Regions from separate parts of the Homo sapiens genome. Here region 2 is linked to region 1. A link is a contact called in ENCODE Hi-C data. All regions are on one chromosome and are shown on one strand. The core of a region is the stretch at or near the end of the contact, and the rest is flanking DNA. Distances in the headings are between cores, read along the strand shown. Region 1 overlaps PDZRN3 (PDZ domain containing ring finger 3). Region 2 has its middle 22 kb from the start of LINC02005.

Evidence for each region. A loop is a pair of places that touch in the nucleus more often than their neighbours do. Pooled maps may share reads with other maps.
Region 2: a loop to region 1 is called in a map of ascending aorta, with 3 times the contacts of the local background. The contact joins two enhancer-like sites. A Hi-C loop is called at or near these places in 5 of 168 maps with a recorded cell type or tissue (IMR-90, adrenal gland, ascending aorta and 2 more) and 9 of 50 pooled maps.

The regions. Positions count from the first base shown.
Region 1 is chr3:73,506,992-73,510,379 of GRCh38, forward strand. The region is part of intron 3 of PDZRN3 (PDZ domain containing ring finger 3); the gene reads right to left. Among named protein-coding and RNA genes, the nearest start is that of PDZRN3-AS1, 110 kb to the right of the region's middle. Within about 2 kb of position 1,567, at least 4 of the 41 ENCODE cell types and tissues checked have a DNase peak (open chromatin) inside an H3K27ac peak, as active enhancers do.
Region 2 is chr3:73,785,120-73,788,507 of GRCh38, forward strand. No RefSeq gene overlaps it. Among named protein-coding and RNA genes, the nearest start is that of LINC02005, 22 kb to the right of the region's middle. Within about 2 kb of position 1,557, at least 3 of the 41 ENCODE cell types and tissues checked have a DNase peak (open chromatin) inside an H3K27ac peak, as active enhancers do.

The DNA of each region.
Region 1 (3,388 bases), core at 317-2,816:
CAGCCAGCACAGGCATAGGTTGAATACTACATAGCCATTAAAAGCCCTGAGGCTGAAAAACTACCTAATGACAAAATATTGTTTGTGGAACACTGCAAAGTAAAAGTAGGCAACAATACACTCAGAAAATGATCTCTTTTTAAAAACATTTATGCACACATATAAGCATAGATTTCATTCTCATTTTTTTTTTTGAGACGAAGTCTCGCTCTTGTCCCCCAAGCTGGAGTGCAATGGTGAGATCTCAGTTCACAGCAACCTCTGCTTCCCGAGTTCAAGTGATTCTCCTCCCTCAGCCTCCCGAGTAGCTGGGATTACAGGCACCTGCCACCATATGCCTGGATAATTTTTGTATTTTTAGTAGAGATGGGGTTTCACCATGTTGGCCAGGCTGGTCTCAACTCCTGACCTCAGGTGATCCGCCCGCCTTGGCCTCCCAAAGTGCTGGGATTACAGGCGTGAGCCACCGTGCCCGGCCATTTCATTCTCATTTTCTACCACCCCCTCATGAAGCACACGTAAGGCATAGGTATTTTTCTGTATTGTGAGATGACAGGTTACTTCTCACTCTGAGCTTTCCAGTGCTTTTAGAAATGAAACTGTATCACTTCTGTAACTTGGAGAAGTTATGGAGTTTGACAATGTCAGGTCTAATTAGAATCAGCCATATGAGAAATCACTACTGGCAGCTGAACACTTGGCAAAGAAAAGATGTATTTAAATGAAGCCTTAGTGGAGATCTAAAACTGCATACTAAAGGAACTCTCAGGTATTGGCAATTGTAAGTCAGACTCGCTAACAAAAATTCTGAGATGCAGCTGGCCGGGCGCAGTGGCTCACGCCTGTAATCCCAGCACTTTGGGAGGACGAGGTGGGCGATCATTTGAGGCCAGGAGTTCCAGACCAGCCTGGCCAACATGGTAAAACCCCGTTTCTACTAAAAATACAAAAATTAGCCAGGCATGGTGGCACGTGCCTGTAAACCCAGCTACTTGGGAGGCTGAGGCACATGAGAATGGCTTGAACTCAGGAGGTGAAGGTTGCAATGAGCCGAGATTGTGCCATTGCACTCCAGCCTGGGTGACTGAGACGGTCTCAAAAAAAAAAGAGATGCAGCTATTACCAGCCCTGTTCCCACTCTTCACAATAGGCTTGGCTATCGACTAGAAATGTACTTCAAAAAACCTCTCTTCCCCGGCACATGCTGGACACCCTTGCTGAGCAGCAGCCACCACCATACAACCCCTCCCATAGTGTTGCCTTGAACAAGGAGCAAGGCCTCAGCAAAGTAATTTTCAAGGAAGACCTCCCTCCACCTTTGGTCCTCAGAGCTTCGTGCATAAACTCAGTCCTGCACTGTTCTTCAGAAATCTGGAAACAGCAGTGAAGACATAAAGGAAAACCCTGGGAGTGAAAGAAGAAAAGTCAACCGAAGTTTCTCCTTGCAGAATTCTGTCATCGTGATGGCCAATTTCACCTTGGAGCAATGCAACAGATGATGGTGCCTCCAACTGGGACCTGCCGTGCAGCTCCTCGGGCAGGAGACTATCAGTGACTTAAGGGACCACTAGGGGGCGATTTAGGAGTGAACAGTTTTCTATCCTTAAGAAAGATAAGCCAGGAAGCCTTAATTTCCAACCTTAAGTCACTGGAGGGTATTAGCTCCCAGGTAAATCCTGTTTTTAATTTTAACTATAAATGTAAACAGGGTCTTTCATTTTAACTTCTCCAGAAATGTAAACGTGGAGAACTTTCTGAAAGAGATATGTGAAAAGGCAGGGTATGGCACACAAAATTGATACATTGGAAAATAAATATTTTTTCTCTCCCCTGTCCACTTCCCTAGCCATAACCAAGGCCCTCTCATACAAAAACCAAAAAAGAAAAATAAACCTCTGGCAACAGAGCCCCTAGTGTCCCTTTGAGGTTCTATTTATATATTATGCCTATGGTTTATCCAGACAGGCCTAAAACGTCTCTGCAGCAGCAAAGACAATTTCCCCCACCCAGGCTCTCAGCATTTATCTGTAAGCCTCACGTGGCAATTAGTTACTTACTGTGTAGTGAGGGCTCTGGTGTTGGTGTTTAACTCTCCTAAGCTGCCTTAAATCCTTTGTGGAAGGAGGCAAGATATAAATAGTAGTTTTTAAAACACACAGGCTTACTCTGTTATTTCCATTTCTTATGTGTTTTGACTTTTCCTTTTTTACTTTCCAAGCCCCCCGTGAGGAAGTGACTTTGCCCTCATAATCACATTGGAAACCAGCCATCTGGAGATGGGATGGTCTCAGGGCAACACGCTCACTAAGCATCTACCATGCAACAGGCACAGGAAAGGGCGGACCCAGGAGGACGCAGACCCATGCGGTCTCAGCCCTTTAGGTGCAGAAATTGGACCTCTGTCTGTTTGTCCTGTAATTTCTCCAACATGTGGGCACTAGGCTGATCATTTCATCTCCCCTGGCTCAGTTTCCTCTTCTATAAAAACAAGGTCATTGAAAGAGATGGTGGCTCATGTCCCTTCTGGATCTCCCAGTGCTATGGCTCAAAGGGGCGTTCCCTCAGTACTCAACTAACGTACTGACAAACTAGGCTTTCAGTCTTGGAGGGCAAGAAGTATCTCTCACCTGAGATCCTGCAGGAAAGTCACAGCAAAATTTAATTTTAAATTGGAGATTCAGGCTTTTAGGCCTTTCCAAGGAAAACAGCCTCTTCTCTTACTGCCTAAGCAACTCCTAGCAGTAACTTTCAACTCTGATTGAATAATCAATTCTTGCCCAAAGACGCCTGAGTAAATACCAAACAGACAACTTCCTGCCTTGAATCCTGGCACGGGCGGGCGGCTCTTCTCTGTGACTTCCCTGAAAACCCACTGCAAATGTTTCCACCTGGGGAAATCAGGGGCTGAGGCCTCCAGCCACCCTTTCCTTGAAAGCAATCGTTGCAAATGTTTTGAAAACAACGGATTATCTTTAAAGAAGCAGTAACAACAGAAAGCCATTTGTTTCTTCTACCATGACTGATTCATCTGTCGTACACTGGAGGTTGGGGGTGGAGGAGGAGAGGCCCTCAAACAAATGTTTCCTATCAGTGGCAAGTATTTTGATAATCAGGAAAATACCAAATAGATTTGCAACCAGCTTGGTAAACTACTTAGCTTGAGGATTCAACAGGATCCCTACTGCACGCTTTCTGCCTCCTGTAGCTAACTCTGTCCATTTTTGTGTCACGTAATTCTTCAGCCAGAACTCAAGCACGACCGTAATAAATATAGTTCATGGGTATGTAAAACTAGTGCTCCTTATGTACAACCTTTTACGTCTGGTCTTGCCTGGAAACTGGTGGCTCCATTTCTAGATCTCTACCCGAGAAGAAACACTAGCACATA
Region 2 (3,388 bases), core at 307-2,806, 280 kb after region 1:
AGAAAGTCACATGTGTTCTCCACGACTTCAGTAAATCATGGTGATAGTTTCAGATCCTCGCATTTAGAAATGCTTTTAAGATGAATCATATCACATGAACGCTCTAAAAATAATACACATGGTGGATTTATGCACCCTTCTGTGTCTCCGTTGATTATTATCCACTCATCCTACAATATCCTCTTGCACTGGAGCTTTCCCATCCTAACACCAGGAGAAGGAATCACTGGAGCGAAACGATTTTAAAACAAGAAATGTCATCAGTCAGACTGTGAAGCCACCTACTAAAATATACTCAAATCCACTTTCAACTTCAAAGCCTATTAGAGTTGTTACCTCAGGCAGCAGCCAAAAGGTTGAAGGAAGAGTTGTGCAGATAGAAATTTTTTTTTTTTTTTTTTTTTTGAGACGGAGTCTCGCTCTGTCGCCCAGGCCGGACTGCGGACTGCAGTGGCGCGATCTCGGCTCACTGCAAGCTCCGCTTCCCGGGTTCACGCCATTCTCCTGCCTCAGCCTCCCGAGTAGCTGGGACTACAGGCGCCCGCCACCGCGCCCGGCTAATTTTTTGTAATTTTAGTAGAGACGGGGTTTCACCTTGTTAGCCAGGATGGTCTTGATCTCCTGACCTCATGATCCACCCGCCTCGGCCTCCCAAAGCAGATAGAAATTTTATACAGATTTTTCCTTTCCTTCTCTCCCCTCTCCCTACCTGAATTAATATTATGGTGAATGGCAGGGAAAGCATCTAATGGAACAACATGTGGAGAGGCTTATGATCACTAATAGGAATCAAAAGGAAAGAGAACTCTAGGACAGAGGACACTGGTAATTAAAGCTCAGACCATCAAATGACCATGGGGAGGTCCATGGACAGCATTGTTCCAATTTAGCTTTTCCTTCAAGGTACCCTGTCTTTAGTTTCTATAATTTTCTCCATGGTTGTAGCCCTTGAGAATATGTAAAAGCCCACATCTGGAGTGGGAGGAAATTAGATGCATATATTTGTTGGCAAAATTTTGAAAAAGAAGTGTGTGTGTGCTGGGGATCTGTAGGGGGAATGAATAAGAGGAGAGATGGGGGTGAGGTAGACTGAGGGTGGTGGTGGTGGATTTGTGCTTGAATCATTGAGAAACCAGCCTAATGGCTCCAATCAAAACACTAAAGAAGGATCCAATTCATAAGTGGTCAAACATTTTCTAGAACTCTGTTGGCTCTCTAGCAACAAACTATTGTTCTGTGAAATGTCTCACCTCATCAAAACCCCCCTCAGGCCATACATGTAATGTGAGTTCATCCCTCGCCACAATCTAATCTACAACAATAATCTGGCATTATATGTGAATGCTTATTATTTTAGAAATGCAGATTTGTTTATATGGTTGGAGTCTCTAAGTCCTCTGCACTATCCATTTGTGCTGTCTGTCTGGATGTGTTTCCTGATCTTTGTGTGAGGAAGTTGCCCCTGCTCAACATGACTCAAAAAGAAAATAGTAGACTCATTGGAGTTTTGTCATGATGTGCCAGGGGCATCATGAATGATGTCTCCCACTAAGAATGACAGCAGCTGCCAAAGGATGCAGAAGGCAGGCACTGGCCCAATTACAGAGCAGTGAGTCAGTTTCAGGAGGCTGTGTAGAAATCCAACTGATTCCTGAGGCAGTGAGGAAGGGGGAAGAGCCTGAAGAAGTTACAGGGAGAAGCAGAGGATGCTGCCTTCATTGGAGGATGCTTGGGTCCTGAGCAAAGGAGGAGAGGAACTAAAGGCCATAGCACTCCTTTTGGTGAATGGTTTGGAAAGGGGAAAGAGTGAAAGGGGAATGACAGTGTTACATGGGACACATTAGAAGGCAGCTGAGAAAGGTGGAGAAAATTCCTGAGATTAGGGAGCCACGGAGCTGACTTCTAGCACTGGACATCTCATTGTGTGACTCAGACAAATTATTTCTACTTTTCTTGTGGATCTTGTGTAAAATAAAATGGTCTGATGTCTTCTAAAGCTCCTTCCAACTAGAAAATGATCTGAGCATAACAGTCTTATATGACACTGCTTCTGAGTCTATAAATGCACATATTTAACTCAGACTATTTCAACTGAATGCCTGGCAGAAAGAGGAGGAGTAGGTGGAGTGGAAAGGGGAAGAGAGAGAGCCCAAGACCAAGACAGAATAAACACATAAATGAAGCAGTGATGATAATTCTGGCCCATCTTCACATCTATGGAGTGACTTAGCCAGAGTGACTTAGAAGACACATGATTCTTCACCCCTCACATTTGGTCTTGGCACCTACTGTATGAGCATCTCACCCCCTTGAAAAACACTCTGGTGTTTAAACATATTACTATTAGTATTATAGTGCTTTAATTATTTATTACTATTTTTGGTACAGCATAGTCTCGAACACAAGTCAAATACTCCATTGGGTATTCAACCAAATAATCACTAAATCTATTGTGAAGCAGGAAGAAAACCTGTTTGGGTTAGGTTTAGAGAAAAATGGCACATTGATCTTTGATGTAATGTCTTCCTAAATAATCTTCAATGACAATTCATAATATATGTGATTTTTTTCTTATCCCATGTGCTGACTCCAGAGTTGTAGAATGCTACACCTACTTCCTTTTGCTGTTGTGGGAATCTCTGTTGTAACTTAGGGAGTGGATTAAAGAGATCCACTAAGCCATGAAGAACTGGATGAGATCATAGTCATCATTCTTAAGAGTCTCTGTGGAAAAGTGATGACAATAACAAAAATAACTAATTTGTGCCAAGGGCCTTTGTGCCATGTACCATGTGGAACATTTTACACATATTCTCATCTTTTCCACAACAATCTCATGGTTCACTCAACAACTAACTTACTTTATTGCCTACCTACTACATGACAGAAACTCTCCTGGCCTCCAGGGAGATAGCAGCAAACAAAACAAAATAAAGTTTCTGTACTTATGATGTCAAATTCTGATGAGAGAGAGATGATAAACAACTAAGTATATACAATGTAAGTGATGATAAGCCCTATGGAGAAAAAATGAAGCAGGATAAGGATAGAGAAGGCCAGAGGGAGGCTCACATCTATAATCCCAGCACTTTGGGAGGTTGAAGCAGGAGGATCGCTTGAACCCAGGAGTTCGAAACCAGCCTGGGCAACACAGCAAGACCCCATCTCTACAAAAAATTTAAAAAAATTAGCTGGACATGGTAGGATACACCTATAGTCCCTCCTACTTAGGAGGCTGCCTTGGAAAGATTGCTTGAGCCAGGGAGGTTGTGGCTGTAGTGAACTGTGATCACACCACTGGACTCCAGCCTGTGTGGCAGAGCAAGACCTGTCTCAAAAACGTTTATATACAAAAAACATTAAAAATATGATATATATAACTATATAA